2 separate regions of the Homo sapiens genome follow, and region 1 is linked to region 2. Evidence: chromatin loops called from intact Hi-C (ENCODE). Cell type or tissue: prostate gland. All regions are shown on one strand. Each heading gives the region's core, and the rest is flanking DNA. Links, peaks and the distances in the headings are about the cores only.

Region 1 (15,331 bases), core at 3,533-11,532, 47 kb before region 2:
TCTGACAATTATGTGTCTTGGAGTTGCTCTTCTCGAGGAGTATCTTTGTGGCATTCTCTGTATTTCCTGAATCTGAATGTTGGCCTGCCTTGCTAGATTGGGGTAGTTCTCCTGGATAATATCCTGCAGAGTGTTTTCCAACGTGGTTGCATTCTCCCCGTCACTTTCAGGTACACCAATCAGACATAGATTTGGTCTTTTCACATAGTCCCATATTTCTTGGAGGCTTTGTTTGTTTCTTTTTATTCTTTTTTCTCTAAACTTCCCTTCTTGCTTCATTTCATTCATTTCATCTTCCATCACTGATACCCTTTCTTCCAGTTGATTGCATCGGCTCCTGAGGCTTCTGCACTCTTCATGTAGTTCTTGAGCCTTGGCTTTCATCTCCATCAGCTCCTTTAAGCACTTCTCTGTATTGATTATTCTAGTTATACTTTCGTCTAAATTTTTTTCAAAGTTTTCAACTTCTTTGCCTTTGGTTTGAATTTCCTCCTGTAGCTCGGAGTAGTTTGATCGTCTGAAGCCTTCTTCTCTCAACTCGTCAAAGGCATTCTCCGTCCAGCTTTGTTCTGTTGCTGGTGAGGAGCTGCGTTCCTTTGGAGGAGGAGAGGCGCTCTGCTTTTTAGAGTTTCCAGTTTTTCTGCTCTGTTTTTTCCCCATCTTTGTGGTTTTATCTATTTTTGGTCTTTGATGATGGTGATGTACAGATGGGATTTTGGTGTGGATGTCCTTTCTGTTTGTTAGTTTTCCTTCTAACAGACAGGACCCTCAGCTGCAGGTCTGCTGGAGTTTGCTAGAGGTCTACTCCAGACACTGCTTGCCTGGGTACCAGCAGCGGTGGCTGCAGAACAGCGGATTTTCGTGAACCGCGAATGCTGCTGTCTGATCGTTCCTCTGGAAGTTTTGTCTCAGAGGAGTACCCGGCCATGTGAGGTGTCAGTCTGCCCCTGCTGGGGGGTGCCTTCCAGTTAGGCTGCTCGGGGGTCAGGGGTCAGGGACCCACTTGAGGAGGCAGTCTGCCCGTTCTCAGATCTCCAGCTGCGTGCTGGGAGAACCACTGCTCTCTTCAAAGCTGTCAGACAGGGACGTTTAAGTCTGCAGAGGTTACTGCTGTCTTTTTGTTTGTTTGTGCCCTGCCCCCAGAGGTGGAGCCTACAGAGGCAGGCAGGCCTCCTTGAGCTGTGGTGGGCTCCACCCAGTTCGAGCTTCAGGGCTGCTTTGTTTACCTAAGCAAGCCTGGGCAATGGTGGGCACCCATCCCCCAGCCTCGCTGCCACCTTGCGGTTTGATCACAGACTGCTCTGCTAGCAATCAGCGAGACTCCATGGGCGTAGGACCCTCTGAGCCATGTGCGGGATATAATCTCCTGGTGCGCCGTTTTTTAAGCCCACCGGAAAAGCGCAGTATTGGGGTGGGAGTGACCCGATTTTCCAGGTGCCGTCTGTCACCCCTTTCTTTGGCTAGGAAAGGGAACTCCCTGACCCCTTACGCTTCCCGAGTGAGGCAATGCCTCGCCCTGCTTCGGCTTGTGCACCCACTGTCCTGCGCCCACTGTCTGGCACTCCCTAGTGAGATGAACCTGGTACCTCAGATGGAAATGCAGAAATCACCCGTCTTCTGCATCGCTCACGCTGGGAGCTGTAGACCAGAGCTGTTCCTATTCGGCCATCTTCGCCTCTATACCTTTCAACCAGTGGTACTTCTTTGAAATTCTCTAAGATTTTGTTTGGACAAAGGTTCCATTGCTTTCGAAAATTTCCATGTTATTAATCTAGTCCAGCTTTCTCATGATACAGATGAAGAAACAGAGCCCCAGAAAGTAAGGGAATGTTTGAGGTACATAGCCAATTAAAGGTTGAAATCCTCAGTATCCTGATTCTAGTGATCCACTTCCCCATGCCACCTAGCAGCCAAGCAGCAAACACCTTTAAAATGGCAGAGTGGCTTGCTGCCTTAGGAAGAGCCACCTGCCTTAGGAGCAGGAAGAAGTTGCCTTTGGTTATCCTGAGCCAGGTGCTCAGGTCTGCATTACTCTAGGAGGTCAAAAAAAGGAGAGATCAGTAAGGGATGTAGTTTAGCCTTCCATTTTGCTGCCCTCAAATGTCCTCATCTTTCACAGGGGATAAGAGTACCTAGCTGGTAGAGTTGTTGTGAGGATTAATCTAGATCACACATGCAAAGTATCTGGGACATAGTAGGTGCTAAATAAATGGTAGAACTTAATACTATAACTATTTCTTTGGAACATAAAGTGCCTATCTTCTAGCTTTGTGGCTCCCAATTATTCTATAAGCAAAGACAATGAGAATCTGTGAATCAGAATCCAGGTCCAAAGTTTACCTGGTTTACCAGCTAAATGTCAATTTCATGTCAGTTGGTGGGATCAAGGAACAGCCTTAACTTGCCAGAGAGCTTGGCATGCTTTGGCAAGGTCTGTGCCCTACTCTGCCAGAACAAAGTGCTAAAAAGAAGATGTGGTATTAGGGCTTGTTTAAGACATAGGTCTGGAAAATACAATTCTTTGCTTTGCCTCTCATAATCTGACTGGCATAAATGAGGGAGATAATTGTCATAAGGGATGGTTGTTTTTCTTGGATAAATTCCATTCTTGAGAAATCACGAATGAAATTTCCTCACTTGGAACTAACATTTGTATACATTGCTACAAAGAGATCTAAACAGGAGGAACCTTCTGTTTTAGAGAAATGGCCTGGAAGACATCATGGATGGCATTGCCTGCTTTCATAGAGTATGTGCTTCCTGTTTAGTGTCTGTGACTTTGGCTGGGGAATTTTCCAAGGCAAAGGTTACATTTTGGGCTTGAACTTCAAAGCTCTACTCATGTGCACCCGTATGCCAATCTCAGTCCCACACGATTGATTTCCTCCTGAAGGCATATGTGCTTTCATTTGGGTTTCGGCCTTGGAGACTTCAATTCCAGTGTTTGTACTCTGCTAATTCCCCCTTAGATTATACATTGCATCCCCTCTTCTTTCAATTGCTTTATCTCCTTTGAGCAGTGATCCTGATTTATTAAAGGTTAAACAGTTTACCCCAATTGCCCAGTTAGAATGTGGCAAGAGCCAAGAATAGAAACTAGGTAATATGACTCTAGAATTTGGGAGCTTAACCTCTATACTCTATTGCTCAGGGATTTCAAAAGCAAGAGGAAACACCTCATGGCTGGTGGAATCAAGAATTAACTCATACAGGATAGAGCAATGGGCTTTGTGGGATGCATAGGATTTTAACAGAAACGAAGCAGTGGAGTAATTTGAGTGTGCCATACAGATAGGAAAACACAGGATAAATATGGGCCAGGGTACTTGGCTTGTCTTGAATATAGGATTGCTTGAAGGAGGTATTGGTAGATAATTCCTTGAACATAGTTGAAAGTATCTTATGGAGAAACTGTTTTGATAGAATGAACTATGCTTAGTTTTGGAAGCAATAGAAGGTTCTTCCTTTCTTCCTTATTTACCTTTTCTTCCCTTCCTTCATTTCCATTTTTCTTCCTTTCCTCCCAAGTAATACAAGTGCTTTATAGAATAAAAACTATAAAATTTCAAAATAGAATACCACTTGAAAGCAGGGATGATTAGTGTTAACATCCTAATGTATATACCCCTAGATTTCTTTCTTATTAAAATATATTAATATAAAATAATTCTGTGCTATGGAAGACAAGATTCTAAGACTCCCACCCCCGCCTATATGACCTGTATAATTCCCTCCTCTTGAGTGTGGGTGGGACCTGTGAATATGATGGGATATTGCTCTCCTGATTAAGTTATGTTACATGGCAAAGGTGCTAGAATAGTCATTCCCATGATTATATTATAGAAAAATGTCCAGCTGGCTTTGAAGAAAAATCTTCATGCTGTGAGAGGGCCATGTGGCTGGGACCTGAGAGTAGCTTCTAGGAACTAAGACTCACTCCCAACAGGCAGCCAACAAGAAAACAAGGACCCTGGTCCTAAAACCACATGGAACTTAATTTTTCAAACAACCAATGAGCTTGGGTCACAGTCCTGGCTGATACTACAATTTTAGCCAGTTGAGTGTATTAACTATATTTTCTTATTTTCTGTATTCCTGATGCTCTGGCCTCTGGAGCTTCACTGAATGGGAAGAGATTCTCCACGGCTAGCTGTATCTTAGAGACAGCAAATAACTTGCCTAAGACCATGTATTTCATATGTAAGCCAACTAACCCAGAGCCCACACTCTGAACCACCTCCTGCGTCTGGTTCTTACATACCAGAAGGCAATATTCTTCTGCCCTGATCATCGCAGAGCCAGTAACCAGGAAACTAGAGACCATCCTTATACCCAAGACCCACTGAAATCATTCAAGCTAGCCAATCCAAAACATGCTTATCCTGCCTTGCCTTTCCCATGGAAACCACAATAAAGGCTCTGGGCCATGCTTTCTCCTCACTTCTTCTGCTTCCTGACTGACCCTGGTGCTTCCCCATGTAGCCCCATGTAGCATGGCAAGCTCCCTCCTCTTAACTGTGAGCAACAAAACAGCTTTTCAGTGGCACTTATCTCTTGCTCTGTAGACCTCATCATACCTAATTAATAATAAAACCTACATTTCAGGACAGTGAGAGTTCCTAAGCAGAGGGCCCAGCTAAAACATGTTCACACTTCCTGTTCATGGAAACTGTGACAATAAATTTGTGTTGTTTTAAGCTGCTAAGTTCATGGAAATCTGTTACACAGCCATAGAAAACTAGTACACATGAAAAAAAATTATATATAAACATACTCTATCTTTCTCTAACCTATGTGTTCCCACTTAATATTAGCATGTATATCTCCATGCCATTGAAAGATTTTGAGTAAAGGAATGGAACAATTGAAGCTGAGATTTGAAACAGCAGTAAAATGTGGGACACGTGAGAAAACATGGCAGGAGATTATAGAGATCATCTGGATCCATGGTACTCAGCCTTGGAATCACCTAGAAACACTTTTAAAATACAGATACCAGCTTCATCCATGTCCCTACAAAGGACATGAACTCATCCCTTTTTATGGCTGCATAGTATTCCATGGTGTATATGTACCATATTTTCTTAATCCAGTCTATCATTGATGGACATTTGGGTTGGTTCCAAGTCTTTGCTATTGTGAGTAGTGCTGCAATAAACATACGTGTGCATGTGTCTTTATAGTAGCATGATTTATAATCCTTTGGGTATATACCCAGTAATGGGATGGCTGGGTCAAATGGTATTTCTAGTTCTAGATCCTTGAGGAATCGCCACACTGTCTTCCACAATGGTTGAACTAGTTTACAGTCCCACCAACAGTGTAAAAGTGTTCCTATTTCTCCACATCCTCTCCAGCACCTGCTGTTTCCTGACTTTTTAATGATCACCATTCTAACTGGTGTGAGATAGTATCTCATTGTGGTTTTGATTTGCATTTCTCTGATGGCCAGTGATGATGAGCATTTTTTCATGTGTCTGTTGGCTGCATAAATGTCTTCTTTTGAGAAGTGTCTGTTCATATCCTTCGCCCACTTTTAGATGGGGTTGAGAACACTTGGACACAGGATGGGGAACGTCACACACCGGGGCCTGTCGTGGGGTGGAGGGAGCGGGGAGGGATAGCATTAGGAGATATACCTAATGTAAATGACGAGTTAGTGGGTGCAGCACACCAACATGGCACATGTATACATATGTAACAAACCTGCAAGTTGTGCACATGTACCCTAGAACTTAAAGTATAATAATAATAAAAATAAATAAAAAAGAAAGTAAAAAATATATATAAAATAAAATACAGACACCTAGAACTCACTACTCATAGATATTTTACTTTAATTAATCTGAGATACAACCTGGGAATCTGGTATTTTAAATCTCCCCAGATGACTCTAATGCAAAGCCGAGGTTGATAACCATTGGCAGATAGAAGTAGAGAGTGCTATCTCGAATTAAAGTTGTCCTACTGAAATAAAAAATGAGAGATGGGTTAAAAAAAAAAAGCATTTCTGGAGAAGCCACTGATAACCAAACAGTAAGAAGACTGGGAATCCTACTGCTTATCTCGCTTTTGTTGTTGTTGTTGTTTGTTTTGTTGGTTGATTGCTTGGTTTTAATTAAATTTCCACTCATCTCATTTTTATTATGAAGAGAATTTTCATGGGGAGATAGAAATTTGAGGCTGGCTATGCATACATGGAGTGACAGGATTGTTGAGGAGGTCTCAAGGAACATTTTAGGCAAAGGAAGTGGTTTGAGTAAAGTCTCAAAAGTGAGAATCAGTGTTCTAGGTACCAGCCTGAAGTGGGTTGACACAGTGAGTGAAGTTCGAGTAATAAGGCTGCTACACAGAGGCTTTGATGCCATAGGAAACCAAGAGTCATTCATATTCCTTTAAAAGAATGAGAACGAACTGATTTTTCTAAACAGTAGCTCAGCAAGATGACCTGAGTGCAATATAAAGAAAAGTTAGAGAAAACCTAGAGGCCAGGAAGTTTATAGGCTGTTACAGTAAGCAAATCATGAGGGAACAGAGCCTAGACTAGGGCAGAGCAATGGAAACAGAGAGGGGCAGGACAGATCTGGAGATGGACCTGAAAAAAAAGCAAATGTGAAAGACCTATTGGATATGGGAGTGAAAGATGACAGGGGTTGCACTTGGGCTTGGTACAAAGGTAATAAGGAATTTGATTTTGGCATTTTGGTTAGAGGAAGGGTAAACTGGTTAATTAGCTTTCAGATGTTATTGTGTATACCCGAAGGCAGCTGGATAATACAGGAAATACATCCACTGTAGACTCTCTCTTGCCCAGGGTAGCTGGATGAGGAATGGATTTCACAAGAGAAACATGGTGTAAATATAGTAGTTAAAAGTAGTTTGCTTCTTTCTCCCTCACTGTAAAAGAGAGAACTTCCTTTGGACTATTGCATGAAGTGAGAACAATCACAACCGCCAATAGAGTATGATTTTTTTCCCTTTATAGACCCCCAAGGTAGAACTTTCTAGGTCCATATCTGGTTATGATTTGTGTTTTTCGCTGGGGTTCAGGCCTTGGCATGTGACATGTAAGCTGGTCACTCATACCTGGAGCAGCAGATGGTTGTTCCTCCCTCCCTTTTATGGCTGAGTCTGCTCTGAATCCTTAGGACTGTAAATTATTTACTCTTCATCTGACTGAATCCATTTAATATTATTTCTTAAAATACCCCTGCCTGCACTCATATTTACTTATACTTTTCTTGCCAAGATTTTCTAAATATCCTTTCTGATATTTATTTTATCAGTGGAAATACTGGCCTGACACAAATTTTGAAGTAAATTGTGAAGCATAGGATCATCTTTAGTCAGCCCAATGGGATTTTTAAGTACCACTGTCCCTCTCCCTTGGGGGAGTCTTGTACCACAAACAATGGTGTGAGATCCTGCTTTCCATCAAGAGTTTATTGGTTAATGAAGCTTGTGGCTGGTGTGGTTTTCCTGTGTTTAGCTTTTGGAGCTCTCAGAAACAGTTGCTTGGAAGAGAGCTGGCAGAATTATTGCCCAGCAAACTTGCCGGCCACAGCCCACAAGACTTCACCAACGCTGACAAATTTTATGGCTGATTTAATGAATAGAACAAGTATTTGAATAAACAGAGTAAAGAGCTGTTGGCATCCTGCTCCATCGTCTGAAGAGGTCTGAAAGTCTTCTCATTAAACCATCCTTACTATCTCCTTTTGCTCTAAGCCGCGTTGCCTTTTCTCAAGTGCCTGAACAGGAACTCATGGGCAACCATAGCTTTGAGATGAGGTCATTGGGATGGATCCTCGGGACTTAGTGCCCCTAATTTTAATTGAAAGGGAACTCTTTCAATTAAAACCTACAGGAACCAAATATGACCTAATTCTACTTTACTTTAGCATTCCAGGCCTTTAAGTTACTTACCCACTCTTAGAACAATAATTTGTACAGTTTTTTGTGTAAACCTTTGAAAAAAGGTTTGAAAATTTGAAAAAGGACTCATTCTTTAACACATTTAAGATTCATACCACCTCTATGAGTTAATGTATCAATTAGCTGTCACCATGTAACAACCCACTCCAAAACCCAGTGGCTTCAGACAATTACTTCTCACCAGTCTGCGGGTTTGCTGGGCATCAGTCAGTCTGGACTGGGCTCAGTCATTAGTCCAGGTTACCTGATCTAGGCTGGGAGTGGCTCTGCTGCATGTGTTCCTCCTTCTCTTCCTAGGACCAGTGGGCTTGCCTGGGCAGATTCTTTTCATGGTTACAGCTGACATGCAAGAGCAAACAAAAACATAGAATGCCTCTTAAAGCATAAGCTTGTAACTGGCTCACTGTTTTCTTCCATATCATCCTATCTGCTAAAGCAAGTTACATGATTGAACCCAGAGTCAATGAATGGGAAATATACTCCACCTCTTTTATGGAAGGAATGAGCCAAATGACATGGATAGAGTAGGGGGCAAAGAATTGGGGGCAGTAATGCAATTTGCCACACTTAGAAGGGGCAGGTATGACAGTTTCCATTTTACAGATGAGAAACCTGAGACTCAGAAAGCTGAAATTATTTGTTCAAGGTAACACAGAAAATTTGGACAGTGCTGGAATGCAAACCCTACTCTCAAGACTTCTCTGCTTTTTGCCACACTGAATTCCAAGATTCCATAAGAGGCTGTATGAACTAGTTAAAGGCCCATGGCTCCAAAGGACAACTCCAAGGATGACTCCTTGTGGCCTGCTCCTTTTTTCTTTTTATCTTATGTCCCTGGGTTTTGGCCCATTTGCCTCCTTCATAGTTGTCACCTACTCTTCCATTTGAACCTGTTTGAGGTAGGGGTTGGTTAAAGTTCCCCTACTAAAACACAAATTCTTCCACCCCTGAAACATACATACCAGTCTCTCTATTTTTAATAAAAATTGATTTTTAAAAGAAAATCCAAACGTCACATGATAATTGAACCAGAATGGCCTCAAACACCAAAATACTATAGTTCTTTGAAGAATGGGAGTATTGTAATCATCTGAAATGTGTCAACATGCTTATTACTGACACTGAGCTTCACTTAAATGTTAATAGGTCTGAGCTAGTTTTCTGTTAGCCCTTCCCTGACTGCCTTTGTAGAGTTCCTTCAATGGCCCTTGAATTGTGAATCTGCCCCATCCTGCCCAGTCTGGTCTGAGTCAAATTTTAGACCGAGTTGCTCAAATCTAGCTTGAAAAGATTTGAGCTAGTATCTCTGAGATCTCAAGTCATTATCTGTGAGATTTTTTCAGGTGTGAGTCTCCATGGCAACTCTATGCCTCTGGTTTTCAGTACATTTGCACTCTTAAATCTGGCCTCCAGCATCCTACAGGTAGAAAATATCATTGGATCTTAAATTTACCTCCTCTAGGTTTCCAGCTGATCTGCACTGACAGTGTGCTTTGCTCTCACGAACCTTCTAGACAAATGTCCTCATGAGTGCAGGCTCCGAAAGTCCCTTCCTTTTCATTGGCACAGTTTGCTTTCCTGATCTATTATTTTTTTTTTGTCTGCAGCACAACTTGCAGCTACTGAATGATATGGCTGGCCGGCTCTACCATTTCAGTGAGGTTCTGCCTAATCTCTTTTGATTCTAAGGGGTAATGTGGCTCAGCCACAGCAAGGAGGCTGAGTTCTGATGTTCTCTTTCCCCATACTTCTATGGAAGACTGGAAGACAGATTACTTGCAGTGATTTCTGGAGGCAGAAGATAAGCAAGTGGCCTCTATGATGGTAGAACCAAGAAAGAATGATCATTGCCCTTAAGCCTTCAGAGATGACAGCTAAATCCAGAGGGAAAATAAATAGGGATAAGATTGTAAAAAAAGTTGCTGCTGGAGAAAAAATAGCTGCTGCTGATAAAGAACCTCAATAAATTCAAACAATGTCTGCGTTTGGCCCTCAAATGTCATGCTGGCTCATTGCTCGGGAGAAAGAGCCGTACAACTACCATGTCAGAGGAGATGAGGAAGCAAAGAAGTCTGACTAAGGGCACTGCCATGGATATTCTTGCCCCTGCTTTGGAACAATCTATCATTGGATTGTGGAGAGGAAGCAAGGAGGCAGCTGGCAGTGTGACACCACGTGCTATGACTCATGACTGTTTTGCCTGATGGTTGGCAACATAGTATTGGCACAGTTGTGGGCTCTAGAGTACCTGGGCCTGAATCTCTATTGATATGTGCCATTTGGCAAATTTCTAAACTCTAAGTCTTAGCTGTCTCATATACAAAATGGGCATAATACATCCTCCCTCATATGGTTGTTGTGAGGATTAATAAAACAGTGTTTATAAAGTGCTTGGCACAGTGCTGAACACATAGCAGTAAATAAATATTAGTCATTATTAATATTAGCTGATGCACATTTGGGGGCAATTTCAAGAAAGAATTGATTACAATAGTAAATTCAGACTATGGCATCTATTGATTGTTCCTTTTTAAATGAACCATTTTAAATACAGTAAAAGCCCTCCTCCCTGGCCTCTGCTTAACTTCCTTTATGGAGTAAGTCGATGTTTTTCCTTCCTATTGGAATATACACTGGCCAATGCTCAGGGCACAATGGAAGCTCATGGGCAGGTAAGTTACTTCTGGTGAACACTTATATTTCTGCTTCCACACAACAAGTTGATCACTTACCAAAAGTTAGCTGTGTTTTTGCCAAGCCCATTTATGGCAGTTGTACTCGTTATTACAAGTAGGTAATTTAATGTAAATTTGTGAAATATGAGTATAAAAAGAAAACTATTATTTTCATGAAAACTAAGTTCAATGCTTTGGAAAGACTTACTAAAGAAAAGTTGCTTTTGAAAACTGCCATATTGTTAAAAATAAAACAAAACTGAAAGTGGAAATCAAATGTGATGCATTAGGAATGTAACTTACGTGAAAAAGAGTCTGTGAAATCCCAGGGTGTGGCCTCACGCTCAAAGAAAAGGCCTTGGCCTTACAACACATCACCAGAGTGGTGAATGAATGTACCTTTGTGTGTTTTAGGTTGAAATAAAATGTTTTATGTATGTATATACATGTGTGTATGTATGTACATGTGTGTCTGTATTGTTTTATATGATTCCTCACTTTAACAAATTATCACTTACTCTAAGGGCTATTCAAGAAAGCTTCTACTGTATAGTCAATGTTCTATGTTAAGTACTTTACGTGCTGTGGGCTTACAAGAAGGGAGCACAGTCCAGTAGAATGTATTTACCGATTTATGGATTGGAGCTTGTGGTAGGCAGAATAATGCTTCCCCTTCTCAAAGATGTCCACATTCCTAATCCCCAGAACCTGGAGATATATCATGTTATTGGCAGGGGGCAATTAAGGTTGCAGATGGAATTAAGGTTGCTAATCAGATAAACTTGAGTTGAGGAGATTATCCTGGATCATCTGGATGGTCCCAATGTAATCACAAGGGTGCTTATAAGTGGAGGAGGTAAGCTGAAGACAGTGTGTCAGAATGGTGTTAGGTGACAAAGACTTACCCTGATGGTGCTGGCTTTGAAAATGGAGGAAGAGGCCACAAGTCAAGGGATACAGGCAGGCCCTAGAAGCTAGAAAATACAAAGGAATGGATTTCCCCCTAGGGCCTCCAAAAAGAAATGCCATTCTGCCAATAGCTTGACTTTAGCCCAGCGACATCCATTTCAGACTTGTGACCTAAAGAATAGTAAGATAATAAATAAATTTCTTTTGTCTGGTTTTAAGCCCAGGTTTGTGATAATTTGTTATAGCAGCAATAGGAAGCTAATACAGAGGTTGAGTCAAGTTGATGACAAAAAATCCTATCCCTAAATCCCTATTCCAAATGTACTCACAGGATATCTAGGCTCTTCATGCTTTCACATGCCCTAAACATAGGATTTACACTAATATCTGGGTCTAATCTTAGTAGCACCATGTTCATTAAGTCCATACCATTTGCCAGGCAATATGCTAAATGCTTCAGCAAATTATTGTTATATGCTGTTTATAGTAATGCTTAAATATATTCTGTTTCAGAATTCTATACTTACATATTATATGCTATTTATAGCATATAACAAATTACCACCAATGAACAAATTACCATTAGTGAACAGCATAGACATAGGGCATGTCTTTATTGAGCTTTCAGGTTTTGCCCAAGTACACGTTTTGAAATGAGAAAGATAATAGTGAAAATAGCCTGAATATCTTTATATTTCAGGAAAGATAATAGTGAAAATAGCCGCAATACCTTTATATTTCAGGACTGAGGAACACCTGCAGTGTTTGGGGGTTTTTTGATCTTTTGTAAAACAGAAGATTTAAGCATTACTAGCTCCATTCTTCCTTTAGTCCTTTCCCTCAGTTGGCCTGTGATTGTGACTCTGGCATCTGCTCTTTCACCTATTTCCCCATCCCACCAAGTGATTTTCTGAAATTCTGTCAGCACAGTCTTCCAACATCAAAATAGCAGCAAAACAGATATTTCCACCAAGGAAAAGGAAGCACTCTTCCCTCATGCTCTATCTTCCCAAGGTTCATTTTAAGCCAAGTTCACTTCAAGCTTTCCACTGCACTCATATATTTTCTTGCATTCAAAATAAACCACCTCATCAAACCAAAGTCTCTCCCAGTTATCAAATGCAGCTTATGTCTGCCTCCAAGGATGCCCTCCCCAGCCCTAGCTGCTCACCTTTGCCTCTATAGTACATATAGTTCTGAGTCATGCATTAATATCCCTTATTATTTACTGTGTTGTTTTGTTCTGTTTTTTTTTATGTATGTCATCTGCATTTTGACATTTTCCTGACCAGATATCCCTTCAGTGGTTTCCCACTTCCTTCAGGATAAAGTCCAAACTCTTCATCATAGCACTCTAGGTCTTCATGATCTGGTAGCCCTGTCTTTCTCTTCCAACTTCATCCCGTGCCATTATCTCTCTCTCTATCCTCAGCAGCCATTCTGATATCTTCAAACATTGCCATGTTCTCTTTATCCTCTGGACCTTGAACACACTATTTCGTCTTCCTGAAATAGTGTTTCATCAACTGTTTCTTTGTCCACTCCCACCTCTACCCTCTCCACTTGGCTTCCTCACCCAACAGTTCACAACTTGAATATGACTTACTGTAAAAGTTACCCTTGTATTAGACCTCCTTAGATACTAGCCTCCCTCAGACACGTAATCCCTTAGCACCATGTATCTTTGCAGCCCCAGGCATTTATTTGTAGTACTTAATAACTTGTAATTATTTAGAGTTTTTGTCTTCCTCTAGATATAAGTTCCATGTTTGTCAAAAAAAAAAACTGAATAGGTGAATGAATCAATGAATTAATAGTCTTTTAGTCACAAGTTTTTAAATTGTTTGCTGTCACTCTCCTCCAACTAGAATGCCTGATTTTCAAACCCAAACCCAATTATGATTCTTTAGATCCAGAATCTGCATTTTAACAAGCCCCCCCTAGATCATTATGATGCTGAATGTCCAGGAATCATCTTTTGAAGAAGGCTAATATGGATTTTGAATGGGATGTCAAAGCAGTATAGGGACCTCTCAAATAATAATATCAAGTACCACTGATGGTTACTGTTTGTTTGCCAGGTACTGATCTAAGAAGCTTTATAGAAAGACATTACCTAATTTAATCCTTTCTTCTAGCCTATGAGGAAGGTACTATTGTAATCCCCTATTTTGTAGATAAGAAAGCTGAGGTTAAGAGAGGTTAAGTAATTTGCTCAGTGTCACACAGCTAGTAAGTGATGGAGTGATTCAACATATTCTGCCTCCAAAGCCCATGCTCTTTCCCTTAATTCTAGGCTGCTTGTTCCTCACAGAGTTTTCCTCATTTGCAGACTTCAGGATCCTTGGCATGCTTAATGTGCACTTACCTCTCCAGTCCTATTAGAATTACGATCTGTTGCCTTTAAAGATGCTTCTTTGTAGGTTACCAAGAGGCAAAAACTCTGTCTCCCTGCAGTTCTTTGTTCTGCACTTGTTGAAACAACAGGCCCCAGGGAAAGAAGCCCTTTTTTAGAAGAAAAAAACCATGTTCTTTCTTCTTTCCCCACATACCATATTAATTATCAAGTACAGAAGAAACTGCTGAAACTTCTGGCTCACTTGGCTCTTCTCCTCCAAAGCAGGAAGTAGCACAGCAAGAGACAAGTTTAATTCTGAAGCTCAAGCGCTCTCCTGCATACCATGGCCTAGGAGAAAGGTTCAGTGAACTCGGTATTAGTCCATGATAAGACAGGCTTCTATAAGGTAGAATGTTTATGGAAAATAGATTGGGATATACAAACAAGAACATAGAGGATCCCATCAGGGATTTGAGGTAAACATTAAGTGAACTCCTTTCATGTTTGGCCTTTCCTGTACACTTGGTGTTAGGAGGTCTTACAGAGGTCCTCTGTTAACCCAATATGTATACAGTAGATAAATTACTCTGCATAAAGCTTTCTACTTTTAACAGAAGCTGGGACTGAAAGTGCTTCACTGGGTAGTAGAGGTAGCTAGATGATAGATCTCTCTATTGCACCCACCTCCGGCTTTTACCTTCTCCTACTTCAGAACAGTGTCCTGGCAGACAATAATCTCGACATTTAAGTACTATCCCTAGAAACAAAACCCAGGAAGGACTCTCTAGAAGTCATTAACTTTCTGCCAGACTGGATCGAAGATAAAGATAGCAAATAGTAGTTGTATGCCCACTCAATGCATGGGAGTGGCTGCCTAGGACAATATAGTGAGAAGAATTATGAGGCCACATATGGGCACTATAGGGATTGATTATTGATGTCTGCCATGGACATGAAAACACGGAGGGTCAGCAAACAGGCTACCTTTTATCCATCCTTGCACCAAGCCAGTGGCTCCCAAACCTAATTGCACATAGAATTACTGAGAGCTATTTAAAAATATTGATACCTGGGATCTACCCCCAAACTAATTAAATTAAATTATCTGGAGGTGAGATTCAAGCAATCAGGCATTGGAGCAACAAAGGTTGAGAGCCACTGCTGTGCACAGTTGTAGACATACAGATGACTTAATTCAGTAGTTACCAAATGCATTTCTTCCAATCAGGACCTGCCAGGATGGCTTCATAAGAATTATGTGAGGAGCTTGTAAAATTGTGGATTCCTGGGACCAACTCCTAAAAATTCTAATTTGGAAGTATGGGGGTAGAATACAAGAATCTGTATTTTTTAAAACCACACAGGAAGATGTTGATGGGAACCACGGTCCTAAGCTATTCTCAATGCCTCAAATGAATGAGAACTTTGAGCAGAACCTTGTACTCTAGGACAAAAGTTTTCAACCCTAACTGTA
Region 2 (14,640 bases), core at 6,510-14,509:
CATCCTCCATAGCATCTCCTTCTGGCCCTCCCCAGTCATCCTCGACCTCAAATACCTCCCCTCTCTACTCATGACCTCACTTCCTACATTTGTTGAGAAAATTGAGATCAATTTGAAATAGACATTCTCCACTTCCCTCTTACTTACCAAAATGTGTCCTGGGTCTTTTTCTTTATACATCTTCTACTCTCTAGTTTGGAAGAATAAAAAGCCCTCCTCTATCTCCAAGATAAACCCATCAACAGTCCTTGGGTTGAGAATCATATCCCTCCTGCCTTTCTATGCCTTATGGTATATACTCATGTGCATGCATAACTTCTCTTTTCTAACTTGGATTGAGAGTTCCTCAAGGACAAGGCCCATGTTGCATTCATTTCTGTGTTTCCAGCATGTTGCACCATGGCATAGTCAGCAATCAACAAATTGCCTGATTTATCTCTAAAAAATTGCCTCATCGATTTACTGAACCGATGAGTTGTCAGTGGAACAAGTAGACTGATTTGAGTTCTTTGTCCTTTGTGCATCTACGTAATTGATTGCTAAGGGTGCCACTGGGCAGCAAGAAGAATTCAGGGAAGAGTCAAGAGGATTCAATACACTCCAGACCCAGGGTTTTTGGTGGAGTTACATGACATTTTATCTGGAATTTTTGACCAAGAATTGACCTATCACTTTATTAAGGGAATAGTTGGAAAAGCTGCTAGACTCAGACTAAAGATCTTGCTCTGCTGCCCATAAACTGCATGGCCATGGACAAGTTAACCCCTGGGTCTCAATTACTTTCTCTAGTACATTGAGGACAGTGTTGTTATGAGCATTAGATGGAGTCATACATGTGAAAACACTTTGAAATCTGAAGCACTTCACCAACGTAAACTTGTAACTCTTAGACCTGATGCCACCAACAGCTCTAGAGCTTCTACTCTAACAATACCACAGCTGCCACCACCTCCACTGCCCATCTTTCCTGTTGCACACAGAACTTGATCTCATCTCAGCTTCCAACTGTCCATGATGGAAAGGGAAAATATATCACAAATGTGGAGATCTCATTCCCTTCCCATCTTTTTGCCTGCGTGTGTCTGTGCAGAGGGCTTTACTAGTCCATAGGGACTACTATATATTGATGTGAGGGTCAAGGGAAGGGAGCTGTGTCATCTCATCTTCTTGAGTTCAAATCCATGATTGTCTATGATAATCCATGATTATATGGCAGGCTATGCCAGAGTACCAGCAGGCCCTACCATTTTAGCAGGCTCTTGTGCCTGTGGGCATGTGTGTTTGGAGTGGAATGTGTATCCCTTTATCAGCATAGGTGTGCATATTAATGCTCCTCTGGTTCTAAATGAATACAGGGATGTGAGTTTGCATGGGAACAACACTGAAACTATGTAAGTAAATTGCTTCCCTCTCTTCCTTGCCCTTCCATCTCAGAGCTCCCTGAGTTCTCTGACAAGGAGGTCCTGACATAATTTCTTTGATCCTACCCTTTTTTTACTCCTTCTATTTAGGGAATAGTAGTTGGTTGCTCCCAGTTACCTCTCACTCCCAAAACTTGGTGGCTTTTCACCAGAGAATCAGGGAAGTCAGCATTGATCCAGAAGCAATCAGCTCCCACCAGCTCAGTATTGGACCAAAGGTTGTATAGCATATCAATGATGGGCAATATATTATGTCAGAGAATAATGCCAAAAGTATCCCTTGTCTAATGGAATAGATACACTACAGCAAAAATCGCTCTGAAGTGAATTTCTGGCAAGTCCTGTTTCACTTTGATTTTTATTATAAAACCATAGCTGTGTTTTGCTAGAAAAACTAAAAGAAAAAGATTGGCTCCAGATTGTAATTAAACCATGTATTTTTAAATAAACCGTACATTTGTAATAATGTAGATCTAATCATTTTAAAACTGAAATGAGACTCCTGTGAAAGACAGTCAATTTGCTCCCAACTTTCACAGCTTTAAATTCTGCTCCTTTTTTTATTCAATCTTTTTTCTACTGAAAGCTCTTCCTTGAGGGTTTACGGCCTCATGAGTCTAGCAAATGAGGTTTGTTTGTTTGTTTGTTTGTTTGGTGGACAATTGGAGTTTGGTTATTCGAGTTTTTTCTCCAAAAGCAAAGTTTTGTCAGTGGAATGAAACTATAGCTCCTTTTCACAGGCATTGTCTCAACTGATGCTCAAAGCAACCTAGGAAATGGGTAGAGCAAGTAATATCCCCATTTTGCTGATGAGAAAACAAAGGCCTAGAGATTAATTAACTTTTTCAATATCATACAGCTAGAAGGTTGGAGCAGGGAATTGAATCTAACTCTTCTGCTTCAAACAGGAGACTTTTTTAAGAGGCAAAGGTGACATCAATTCAAGTTTGCTAGAAAATTTTCAAATCAAAATCATTCTCAAATTAAGTATTTAATGTTTTTCCAACAGGTATATTAGTTTTAGGTTAAATTCATCCCAAGTAAACTTGTATTTATTTTCTCATGCAGTCTGGAAACTCGGTACACACTGGGGATCTTTGTATAGACTGAATGCCCATTCCAAGTGATATGGGGGCTCATTCAACCATTTATAATAGTTACAAAGGTGTTTAGTTGTTCTGTTTTTATTTTTATGTCCAACTATTGATCATATTTACAGTTTTATGTGATTTTTTTATTCTTGCAATTCCCATTAAATATCACAAAAGGGAAGTTTGATATGGTTCCTGATAATAGTTTTATGAATGTGTTATGGAGGAAAAGGAGACCTGAAGATTCTTCCATGAATTTATTTGCCTCTATCTAGGCATCTCCACTTCATCCTATTTTAACAATTATTGACATTTCCCAGGGGTAAGGGAAAATATGACATGTCTAAAGACTAGTTCTCCAATTTCTGCTCAACCTAATGACCATCAAGTTAGCATACTGTGCCTATATTCCTTCTGCCACTAAACTAATATGCTAGCATTGGAGACTCATAGCACATCAGAATTTGTCTACCAGAGCCTAGATAAACTAACCATTACCCACTGACCAGGTAAGAAGACCACTTTAATTGTGGAACCAGAAGAAATCCCCCATCTTTTAAGTTCTAGGGAGTGCCATTCCTTGAAGTGCATCTTATTTCTTAATTTATTAATTATATTAGTACATTTCTATTAAAGAGTACCTATTCCAATGAAAAGTGTGGGTAAATTGAGATAAATTGCTTTGGTATCAATGAAAATAACAATATTTTCTCCGCAGTGTAGCTCTTACTGCTCCTGTTCATGGGTTTGTGTCTCTGCGTTCAGAGCATCATTCAATGCAGAGACAGTGTAGCTTGGTGGAAGAAACAGAGGCTTTGATATCAGCAAATTGGCTTCACCAGTTGCTTGCTGTGTGATCTCAGGCAAGTTCCTTAATCTCTCTGTATTTGAGTTTCCTCATCTGTAAAATGAGATTAATACCCACCTGTTGGGGCTGTTAAAAGAATAGAGGAGGTGAATTTAAGGAATAGCACTTTATAAACTCTTGGTAAAAGAAAGTTATTATTATGTTTTAGAAGAGAAATATCAGTAAACAGGTAGAAGAAATGGATGCAAAGTCTTGCCTAGCAAGAGTTAACTTTATCAGTCGGGATATGTCTTCCAAAAAATTTCAACATGCTGACAATAACCAGTGGAATGGGTGTATGTATCTTTGAAAACAAAACGTGTAGATGCATGTCTTCATGCCTGGGCTGGCTGCTTCAAACGCTGATTATAGATGAAGAACTAGAAAAGAAATGTGATTCCATTTGAGTGTTGAGGGGGAGACTCTGATACTATTTATTAGCTGTGGCAGACCTGAAAATTGCCTTTGCAAGACATCAGTCACTATGTATGTATGTATGTATGTATGTATGTATGTATGTATGTATGTAGATGGAAAGGGTCACTGCTCTTGTTGGTAAATTGTAGGTGATGTTAACATTATCAAGCTGATCCAAAACTTCTTGGGCCACAAAATAGGTCTCTATATCTGCATGATATGAGTCTTTACCTGCCATATGCTAGACACATTCTTCACCACCAGCATTCTTTCTTTTTTATTTACTTCTGCAGGCAATGCTAGTTCATTAGTGCTGTTACTAGGAGAGTGAAGTGTATGGCTCTATGGATACTCATCTCCATTTGTTTCAACAGAGAGAGCACAGAGTTGACTGGGAGGCTCTGATGTAACTCTTCCACTGTGCAGCTGTGTGACATTAGCCAGCCTATTGGCTAACTGCTTTGCAGCTTGGTGCCCTTCGCCTGCCTTGCAGATGTATTGTGATGATCCAAAGGAATGGTGAAAAGAAAACTGCTGTGAAGTTTAAGTATTCTACTCATGGGGGTGTTATTATTAGTATCTTTCTTACCACATTTCATTGCTAGGAGAAAGATCCCTGGCTACTGAGGTAAAGTTTGTTAAGTTCTTGCATTTCCCCCCAACCATCAGCTGAAATGAGAATTTCAGTTGTAAAGCAAAGACAAATTGTAAAAATCAAGCCACCTTGTTTCTAGGCTGGAGGTCAAGGATCTCTGCTCCCCCTTCTCAAAAGGCCACAAGGAGTTTTTTAGGATAGTGACATTCTTTTAATTCCATTTTGCTCCTAGCAAATGAGACTTGGAAGTGGCCTTCTCAAAGATTCCCCAGTGCATATTTAATTCTCTATTTTCATTCATTTCATAATTATGCATTTTCCCCACAATTATGTTTTGTGTGTCTACTGCACACCAAATACTGCATCTCCGGGGATATGGTGGTGAACAAACCTCACTCTGTTTCCTCAAATCTTCCTGTTTTGTGGGAAAAATGTGCTAAACATCTCCCTAGATGTTTGCCCAGGCATCTTAAATTCCACCTGTCCAAAGGTGAATTCCTCATCTTCCACCCAAGACTCTTCTTCCTCTAAGTTCTCTCATGTCATCAAAGAGATCCACTCGGTTGCCCAATCAAGAAACATTGGAGTCATCATTTGCACTTTCCTCTGTTTTGCTCATCAGTTCCAATATGGCACTAAATCCTTATAGTTTTTAGCCTCTGAAATATCTCTCAACTATGTCTTTTCCCTGTCTCCACTGCCATGAACCTAGTCCATGTCACCATTATTTCTCTTCAGGAGGTCATAGACCCCTCATGGGGTTCCCTGTCTCCAGTCTTGCTACTCCATCCACTCCTTTCCTCTTGTGGTGTGTCATAATGAGGAAGAAGGAGAGGTGCCCTAAGTCATAGTGATAAAGGAATGCTGAGGGCCTTTCAGAGATTGTGAACTCCAAACCTGCACAAGCCATAATCATTTGCTGAATAATAATACATCAATAACAACAAATAACTTTTATTGCACATTTAATATATGCAAGGTGCAATGCTAAATGATTTACAACAGGGATTCTCCAAGTGTGGTCTTTGATCCTGTAGAGTCAGTACCACCTGAGAACTTGTTAGAAATGCAGATTTTTAGACCCAGCCGGCACTACTGAATCTGAAACTCCGGAGCTGAAGCCCAGCAATCTGTGTTTTAATCACCTCTGCGTAAGTCTGATGCATGCTAAGGAGCGAAAATAATGATCTACTCGAATTTTCTTACTTAGTCTTCATAATTACCCTATGAAGTAGACACTGATATTATCCTCACTTGACAGCTGAAGAAATTTGAAGATGCCATTTGTCCCAAAGTCCTACGGTGGTGAAGAGGGAATTTGAATCCTAGACTTCTGAACTCTGAACCCTGTACACTTAGCTAGCATATCATCTCACTTCACTAAATTCTGAACCAAACTGGAAGCCAAACTAAAGTTTAAAACAAAACATGCTAATGTACCAGATTAAACACCTCAGCATCTGTAAATTTTTGTAGGTTATTCTCTATTGCCCTTTCTTACTGATTCTCTGTGATCTCACCTCTGCTCCAGCCAGACCCAGGCTTCTGACTGGCCCTCGCTTACAGAATTCGCTGATTCCCATCAACATGTTGTTCTTCATGTTTAGAATGCATTCACTAACAGTTTGTTGGGTCTTTCTTTGCCCCTCTGCTCCCTTGTCAATTCACACGTCTCTGAATTCCTCTTGGACTTGTGGTATATACAGTATAATTTTAAAAATGCATTGCATATGACTGGTATGGTTTGGCTATATTCCCACCCAAATCTCATCTTGAACTGTAGTTCCCGTAATCCCCACATGTCGTGGGAGGGACCCAATGGGAGGTAATTGAATCACGGGGCTGGTTACCTCCATGCTGTTTTCTTGATAGTGAGTGAGTTCTCATGAGATATGATGGTTTTATAAGGGGCTTCCCCCACCCTTCACTCTGTACCTCTCTTTGCTGCCACCATGTGAAGGACATGTTTGCTTCCCCTTCTGCCATGATTATAAGTTTCCTGAGGCCTCTCCAGCCATGCTGAACTGTGAGTCAATTAAATCTCTTTCCTTTAATGCAATGACCTTATCTCCAATACTTTTTGTGATATGGCCTTATCTCCCCCAACAAGCTTAAATGTTCCTTGAGGGCATGGGCCATGCAGTGTGTTTCTTTTGTGTATTGCCTTCTCAGCCCCTACATGTATATTCATACTTGCCAAGCACAAAACTCAGCATGAGATGAAAAGTGTTTAATTAGGTTGGTGATGGGCCATGCATCATCTGTTTTCAAGGGATAACATAACTATAAGTTTCATGAATGCAGAAACTATGTTTTACCTGCCATCTTAACCTCTGTGCCTGGCACAGAGTAAGTGCTGAATAAATCATTGTTGAATGGATGAATTCCATTCAGGATGAGAATCAAAGCCATTTCACTCAGAGATCTCAGAGAACAAAGAATGCCCAGAAACTACATTAGATGTAGACCATTTCTGTTTTCAAAGGCTCTAAAAGGTATTGTTTTAAAAGTCTACAGTGGATGTTGTATGAACTTGGGTAAGTCCCATTCTCTTTCTGCCCTTCAACTTCTCCATCCTGAACTGGATCAATTCCTGAGTCTTATGCAGCTTTCTTTTCAGTGATTCTGTGATCAGATGTTTCCTGATTGCACTCTATTGCAACTATCATAAATTAAAGTTAAAATTCTAAGGTCCCCCCAACCATCTGAATGGATCCGTCCTCTTGGCTAGGGGCTTTCCAAAGCTAACCTGGAAAACTAGTTCAGTCCATGTTAGGAACAAGGAACCAGACATGCCTCATTATACTCTCCTCCCTTTTGGAGTTACTGATAGAACAGACTCTTTACGTCTGAGAAGAAACATTTACCATCTATTCTCTCCGAAGCCTGCTACCTGGTGGCTTCATCTATTATGATATATCCTTGGTTTCCACAACCCCTTATTATAACCCAGACATTCTCTTCTATTGATAATAACTCTTTCGACAAATTGGTAATCAGAAAATCTTTGATTCCACCTATGACTTGAAAGCCCCCCCACCCTGCCCCAGGCTTCCAGTTGTCCCAGCTTTCCAGACTGAACCAATGTACATCTTACATGTGTTGATTGATATCTCATGTCTCCCTAAAATGTACAAAACCAAGTTGTGGCCTGACCACCTTGGCCACATGTTCTCAGGATCTCCCAAGGGCTGTTTCATGGGCCATTAGTCACTCATATTTGGCTCAGAATAAATCTCTTCAAATATTTTACAGAGTTTGACTTTTTCCTCAACACTATTTAGACTTCCAAACAAGATACTGCTGTACCTGGGCCACTGGCTTCTCAGTCATTTCTCAATCATTTCTCCACTCAGCAAACATTTACTGATGCCCACTGTGTACCAGGCATAGTGCTGAGCACAGGTGATTCAGTAAAGAGTAAGACATAAGCCCTGTCCTCAAGGAGTTCAGTCTGTTGGGAGGTATAGACACATAAACAGGCAACCTAGCCCACACATTGGGTGGGGGTAATCATAGAAAGCTCCCTGGAGAAGCTGATATCTTGGTTAGAGCCCAAAAGATACAGAAGTGGTAGCCAGGAGAGCAGAGCCATATACAAAAGCACATAAAAAGGCCCTGGAGTAGGAGGTTAGGAGAGAGTAACGCAAGATTGGAGGTCACAGACCATTTGGCAGACTGTGGCAACACTCCAGGCGAGAGATGAGAAAGACTTGAACTAAGACCATGGGGCTAGAGATCAATGAACAGGTTTCAGTTAGATTTTGGAGGTAGAATTCACAGTCCTTGCTAATGGATCGGATGTGGGAGATGAGGGAATGGAAGGGTCATGGAGGACCCCTGAGTTTCTGGCTTCATCAACTTTATGAATGGTGCCATTTACTGAGTTAACTCAGAAAAAGGGAGCTGGTTTGGAGAATGGGGTTGAGGAGAAGCCAATGTGGTTCAGTTTGGGGCATGTTGGGTTTGAGTTGGAATATTTATTTGAATAGATCTCTTATACGTCATTGACTATAAGGATCTGGCACAATCAGAAGAGAAATCTGGGCTGGAGGTTCAGGTTTGGGAGTCATTAGTATGTAGATTAAAGCCCTTCAGGAGGAAAAATAAACACTGAGAAGCCAAGTACCAAGGAGAACCAGGACACCATTGCTATGTAAAAGGAGAAATGCTCTCACAGATGTGGGGTACTGGCATACATGCTCATCTATTCCCAAGCACACATCTCTGCCCCCAAAGAGGGTCGCTCAATGATGTCTGTGCATCTCCAACTGAAACTTAAGAGAAGGAGCATTGGTGCCCAATCCTAAACTCTCCATTTTGCCATAAATGATGCCTAAAGGAAAAAGGGAACTAATGCTTTCATTCTATCTGCCAGGTGTTTTATATGTATTAACTCATTTAAATGCTGACAATAATCCAACGTAAGAGCTATTATTACACTTCAGCCCTTGATACTCAAGATGGTTATATCCCTTGCCCAAGGTCACATAACTTAATTGGCAGTAAGGAGACTTCATTTAAAGTGTACCTAACAGCACTGCATCACCTTCTACAATACAACTGGATCCTTAGGAAGGCCTGTGCACACCCTTCTCCCTTCCCTGCTTCATAAATACCATTTGCATCCCCTAGCTTAATGCTTTGCTTTACAAATCCCTCTGGGAAAAGCAAAGCTCTAAGTTGTCAGTCATTAACGCCTCAGTGGGAATGAGTTTCAGATTCTTCCTCAGGAACAAATGTTAATTTTATGGGAGAAGAACACTGGAACCTTAACGGAGGTATAAAAAGGCAGAAAGGGACTAAGTTATGAAAAGTCAGCCCCCTCCACCAGTTTCACCGTCCTGTCTAGTGTGAGGCATATGCTTTTAAGATTCTTCGATGATATATCTACATATGTCTACTACTTTATAGGCAGCCCCATTTCTGGGTCTTTTACCCTAGTTATCTGGGTCTGATCAGAGGCCACCTTAAACTTCACACTGATCCCAACTCACTGTGGTTGGCAGGAGGCAGCCAGCCTGGGCTGTGGTTGCAGACCTGCGGTTCCTGGCCTTAAGCACAAGTCCCAACTCATTCCCTTGAGAATTAGACCCTGATGTGCATATTTAAAATCCTGAGCAGATGGAAGCAGGAGAGCTCATTGGAAAGACTTGGAGGAGTTCCTTCTGCCCTGTCTGGGTCTATTTGCCAAAATAAATGACATGTATCAGAACAGGGCATTAGTCCAAGCCCATTGAAATTCTGCTAGCTGTCCAAACAGTGATGGTGTTTCAGATTGGTTCTGTGAAATGATCAGGGTTAGGAAAAAAGAAATAATGTGTGAGCATCTGGCTGCTGCAGCCTACTGATGGGGACAGTCCCAGGGGCGGGCCCAGGGTAGTGGAGGGGCAGCCTCAAGGACCCCCTAAGACATCTGCCACTGGCAAACAGGGAAACAGCCACATACTGGCAGCAGGTGGTCTGTTTAGTTCCATGCCGTTCCTACTAGCTACGTGACCTAAACAAGTCCTTCCTCTTCTCTCGGCCTTCCCCCTTCCCCCCGCCCCCCGCCCCATGTATAAAATAAAGCCCGGATTGAATGGTCTCTAAGGGCCTTTCCTGCTCGAACATTCTGTGACTTCTCTGACACTGGTTTGATTTCTTTTTCTCTGTAGAGGGAGAGGCCCACCTACCCACCTGCTTATCTGTAGTCTCTATGTTCTCACACTGACCTCTGCTGGCCATTATGAAAAATGTCGCTGATAGTGTCGGGGTGGGAAAGGAAAGGAATTCACCACTGATTTAGTTAATATTAAGCTTTAGCTGTATGGGTAATGAGGCAGAAATCCTGTGCATTAGAGATGAGGAAAAAAGATCATACAGCTATAAGCACAAAGTAAGCGTATCTGGATGACAAAACAACCCGCAGAAGAAATGGGTCTGCCTCTTTTTTTTCTCAGTCACCTTCATTTGTTCCCGGTGTTCTGTGCCAGTGTATGAAAGGACATCCATGGATGGGAAGGCTTTTTGTCTCATATCCTATGACTGCAGGCTCCATAAGAGCCTCACACCATGCTGAGGGGACAGTTCTGGATGAGCAGAAGCCTAGAAACTTCCCACAGGCCCTGCTTCTGGCCCTTGATTCAATGTGAGAGGTTTCAAACTGAGCTGCTGGCACGCCCGCCAACCCAAGCTGGAACCTGGGGCCAGTCCAGAAGTGCATGTTCCTCTAGGGGGTGCCTTTTCAAACTTCTATTTGGAAAAAGAATTAGAATTTAAAAAATATATGTGAGTTCTTTAGGAGAGTTCCTTTCAGCTCTCTTGTTGGAACACAGGGGTCAAGAAATTCTGCATGCCCACCAAGCCAGGAGAAAGGAAGCAGGCTGTGGGACCCTGTCTTTTCTACATGGAATCAGAGTTCCAGTTAGGCCCAGCCCTCGAGTTGCCTACCTCCTAAGTCTCCTTGCTTACCCTTGCTGATAAGCATGTGCTTGCAAAGGTAAGAGACCAGAGGTAGAGGGTGCCAGTCCCTGTGCCTATGCTGGGTGCTGCTGGGACTCTTCTCTCTAATGGTGTGAGCAGGATGGGACTGGGCCACATCACAACCTGCTCTCTCAGTAGCTGTTCAGTGATTTACTGTCCTCTTCCCCTTCCTTCCCTTGATGTGGGAAAACTTTTGTCAGGGCTTGGATTTGGGTCAAGCATTCAGTGCCCTGACTGGATCCTCTCTGCTAGTAATAACATGGCCTCTGCAAGCCCATCCTGCCCTCCATTCTCCCATCAAGCAGCTCCCTCCTCCTCAACAGCTGCTTCTTATCTGCCTCCCTTGTCCCAGCCTCAGGCAGGCAGCCCTGGCCTCATTCTGACATACACATGTTATCCTGAATGCTTCTTGATGACTTTCAGCCCTGAAAGACCGCTCTTCTCCCAACTCTCCCCTGTTCCCAAACCTCTGAGGGTTCCCTGTGTCCTGCCACATCACGACTTCGACTTTTCTGCGGTGCTTTCCAGGCCCGCTTCAGCTGGAACCTTTCCAATCAACCTTTCCAGTGCGGCCCATGACTTCCCCCAGCCATGGGCAAAATGTAAGCCTTCCACAAACCCTCCATTGCCAACTCTTTTTTCATGTTCCCACAGCACTTAGGCTCTGTTCCAAATTTGTACTGTTTGCTGTGATTTTGTATGCATTAGTCTTGAAACCTAGGCCCACATTTTCTTTCTTTTTTTAAAAAAATTATACTTCAAGTTCTAGGATACATGTGCAGAACGTGCAGGTTTGTTACACAGGTATACATATGCCATGGTGGTTTGCTGCACCCATTAACCCGTCATTTACATTAGGTATTTCTCCCAGTGCTATCCCTCCCCTTGCCCACCACCCCTCAACAGGCCCGCATGTGTGATGTTCCCCTCCCTGTGCCCATATGTTGTCATTGTTCAACTCCCACGTATGAGTGAGAACATGCAGCGTTTGGTTTTCTGTTCCTGTGTTAGTTTTCTGAGAATGATGGTTTCCAGCTTCATCCATGTCCCTGCAAAGGATGTGAACTCATTTTTCTTATAGCTGCATAGTATTCCATGGTGTATATGTGCCACATTTTCTTTATCCAGTCTATCATTGATGTAGGCCCATGCTTTCGACCTCCTACTCATTGTCAACAGCACCCCAGCACTATTTTTTAAGTACTGCTCTTTTTATATTATTAATATGCATTATACACACATATACATATATACACACATATTTATTGATTTTGTGAAAATCCCAATAATAATAAATAACAGAACCACTGTAAACAAAGTTCCAACAATGGGAGGTAGGAGCCTAAAAATTGAAAGTTTACTCCACCCCCATCATTCCCAGAATGAAGCCTGTTAAACAGTTTGCAACCTATCATTTTTTGTAGGCCACATGTTGGGTATTGGAAAAGGTTAAGTGGTAGGTGGTGCCCAAGAGAACTGCATTTCCTTGGACAGAGCATCTTTTACTTCCTTGCAAGGGTCGTAGGTCTTCGTGGGCCTGATTGACACTCAAAATTATACTCCAAAGGATCATCACAGCTGGTGGCCACTTGCATCTCCAGTACTTAACTGTAGCCACAGCATAAGGCATCTGTCCCATTTTCAGCCTTTTAAAAAGTAAGCCTTGAAGGTGAACAGTAAAGGGCATGCTTAATGGGCTTCTTTTCAAAGTTTTTCACAGATTTGTAGGAAATGATGGACAGTCAGTAAAGGGGCCAAGAGGTGGAGATGGGAAGCATTTATGAAAATGGACTTTCTACCTGATACGGTGTTGTGCTCTCTGAGAGGTAATGCATATTACTAATGGTTTTCATTTTTCTGCCAAGAAAATTCAGTCCCTACTGGGATTTGTTCTAAATGATAGACCAGCCTGCCTGTGTTGCACCCACTAGGGTTAATACTCAGTCTGAGTCCACTTTAAAATGTCAGCCTGAACTCTCAGACTTAATTGTTACAGACATTTTATAAGCAGGGCATTTAAAATCCTCAGGCTGTTCCCTCTTGCTATCATAATTGATACTTAATAGATATTCTTAGGCTTCTTGTATTTTACACATTCAACACTTTACAGATTGGAGAGGAGAGGAGAGAGGGATAGGAAGAAAGAACAAATAAGCAATTCATGTGTGTATATGTGCATGTGTATGTGTGTTTTCCCTGTGAATGTCTGCTACTAGGTGCAGTGATGGAGTCCTGGGATCTGCCAACGAAGATGAGCTCTTGCAGGTTTGTCAGCCTGTAGGTTTCTGGGCCCACTCTGGCCCCCTGGGGCAATGTTCTTTAGCCACAGCCATTTCTGGATTTCACTGCAAGCACATGGTTGGCCATTTGGACGTGAGTTATAAAATGTCATGATGCTCTCCAGCGCTCTGTTCTTTCACTATTTTGACAATCTGATGGATGGCCTGGCATTAACTAGGAAGAGGACAATATTATCCATCCTGAATAACTGATTTCCTAAGAAGTACAAAGTTGAAGGATCTTGGTGCACATGAATCTTATTAAATGTGCTTATAAAATGTGTTCTATCCAAATAAGCTTAGCAATCCCTAAAATAGCCTTTTCTGATCCGTGTCTGGAACTTTGGCGTGCCTCACAGATCTCTTAGCCAAAATTATTCAGTGAAGTTATGACAGTGCTCTTTGTGCGTGGGAAAATGAGAAGTATTAATGCTAAGTCCTCTATTGACTAATTGCACTCCTTCTGTCCACCTTAGGGACGACCTGGACCAATTGGAATTCAAGGCCCAACAGGTCCTCAAGGATTCACTGGCTCTACTGGTTTATCGGGATTGAAAGGAGAAAGGGGTTTCCCAGGCCTTCTGGGACCTTATGGACCAAAAGGAGATAAGGTAAGACCAGCAAAGCTTGATTTCTCTTTGATGCATGGGCCACAAATGTAAAGATCAGAAGTTCTCCATCCCAGTTCTGCTCATTTATGATGTCATTCCTGAGTAGTTTGGTGCCAGGCTGCATTTCTGCATTTTTTTTTTTGAGACAGAGTCTCGCCCTGTTGCCCAGGCTGGAGTACAATGGCGTGATCTCGGCTCACTGCAACCTCTGCTTCTTGGGTTCAAATGATTCTCCTGCCTCCACCTTCCAAGTAGCTGGGATTACAGGTGCCTGCCACCAGCTAATTTTTGTATTTTTAGTAGAGATGGAGTTTCACCATGTTGGCCAGGCTGGCCTCAAACTCCTGATCCACCAGTCTCAGCCTCCCAAAGTGCTGGGATTACAGGCATGGGCCACCATGCCCCACCCAGGCTGCATATTTTAATAAGAGATGGGATGGGTGATGGCCTGCCAATGGATCAGCCCACTTCTGGAAGGACTCCCATAGCAAGCACACCATAAAGTAAATGTATTAGCTGCTTGCTAAACAAGTGGGCTCACTGTGGTAAGAAGTCAGGTGGGTTTGAACTGTACATGGACCGGAAGTCCAATCACCTGGGCAGCACAGATCAGGAATCCAAGCAAGGATACAGGGAAGAAAGGGGTCAGAGTGCTTAGAAGCAATCTAGGCCACAAATATAGGGAAAGAGCTGCAAGAAACGAGAGTGATAATGTCATGGTGGCAGGCTGACTGTTCAGCAGCTCAGTTTATGTTCCCTGCCTACTTTAATCACCTTCTATTCGCCCTGTTGGTGAGGGAACGATTCCCTCACTAGGATCATGGGGATGACTAAAGATATGACACCTGACACTGGGCAGATGAAGTTGACAGCAATTTATTAGTCACATATACTCACAGCTCAGGGGAGGAAGA

Evidence for each region. Hi-C counts contacts between places; a loop is a spot of excess contacts. Peaks named below come from ENCODE experiments on the same cell type or tissue, not always from the same donor. Only the 100,000 strongest peaks of a DNase experiment are listed, where the experiment ranks them.
Region 1: it touches region 2 in a loop (2.3-fold over the local background); 1 of 110 quality-filtered maps calls a loop at or near these places.

The regions. Positions count from the first base shown.
Region 1 is chrX:108,263,364-108,278,694 of GRCh38, reverse strand. The region is part of intron 3 of COL4A6 (collagen type IV alpha 6 chain); the gene reads left to right. Among named protein-coding and RNA genes, the nearest start is that of COL4A6, 170 kb to the left of the region's middle. RefSeq lists an enhancer at 7,267-8,466. In prostate gland, for the core only: no CTCF peak of the experiment used is centred there; a DNase peak (open chromatin) is centred at 8,214; H3K27ac peaks cover 1,312 bases.
Region 2 is chrX:108,220,326-108,234,965 of GRCh38, reverse strand. It overlaps COL4A6 (collagen type IV alpha 6 chain), which reads left to right. Exons shown (of 45, transcript NM_033641.4): 4 at 13,592-13,726. LOC124905205 (a long non-coding RNA gene) reads right to left here. Exons shown (of 2, transcript XR_007068304.1): 2 at 14,587-14,640. Among named protein-coding and RNA genes, the nearest start is that of ATG4A, 140 kb to the right of the region's middle. In prostate gland, for the core only: a CTCF peak has its summit at 10,121 (motif pointing left); DNase peaks (open chromatin) are centred at 9,525 and 10,065; H3K27ac peaks cover 2,608 bases.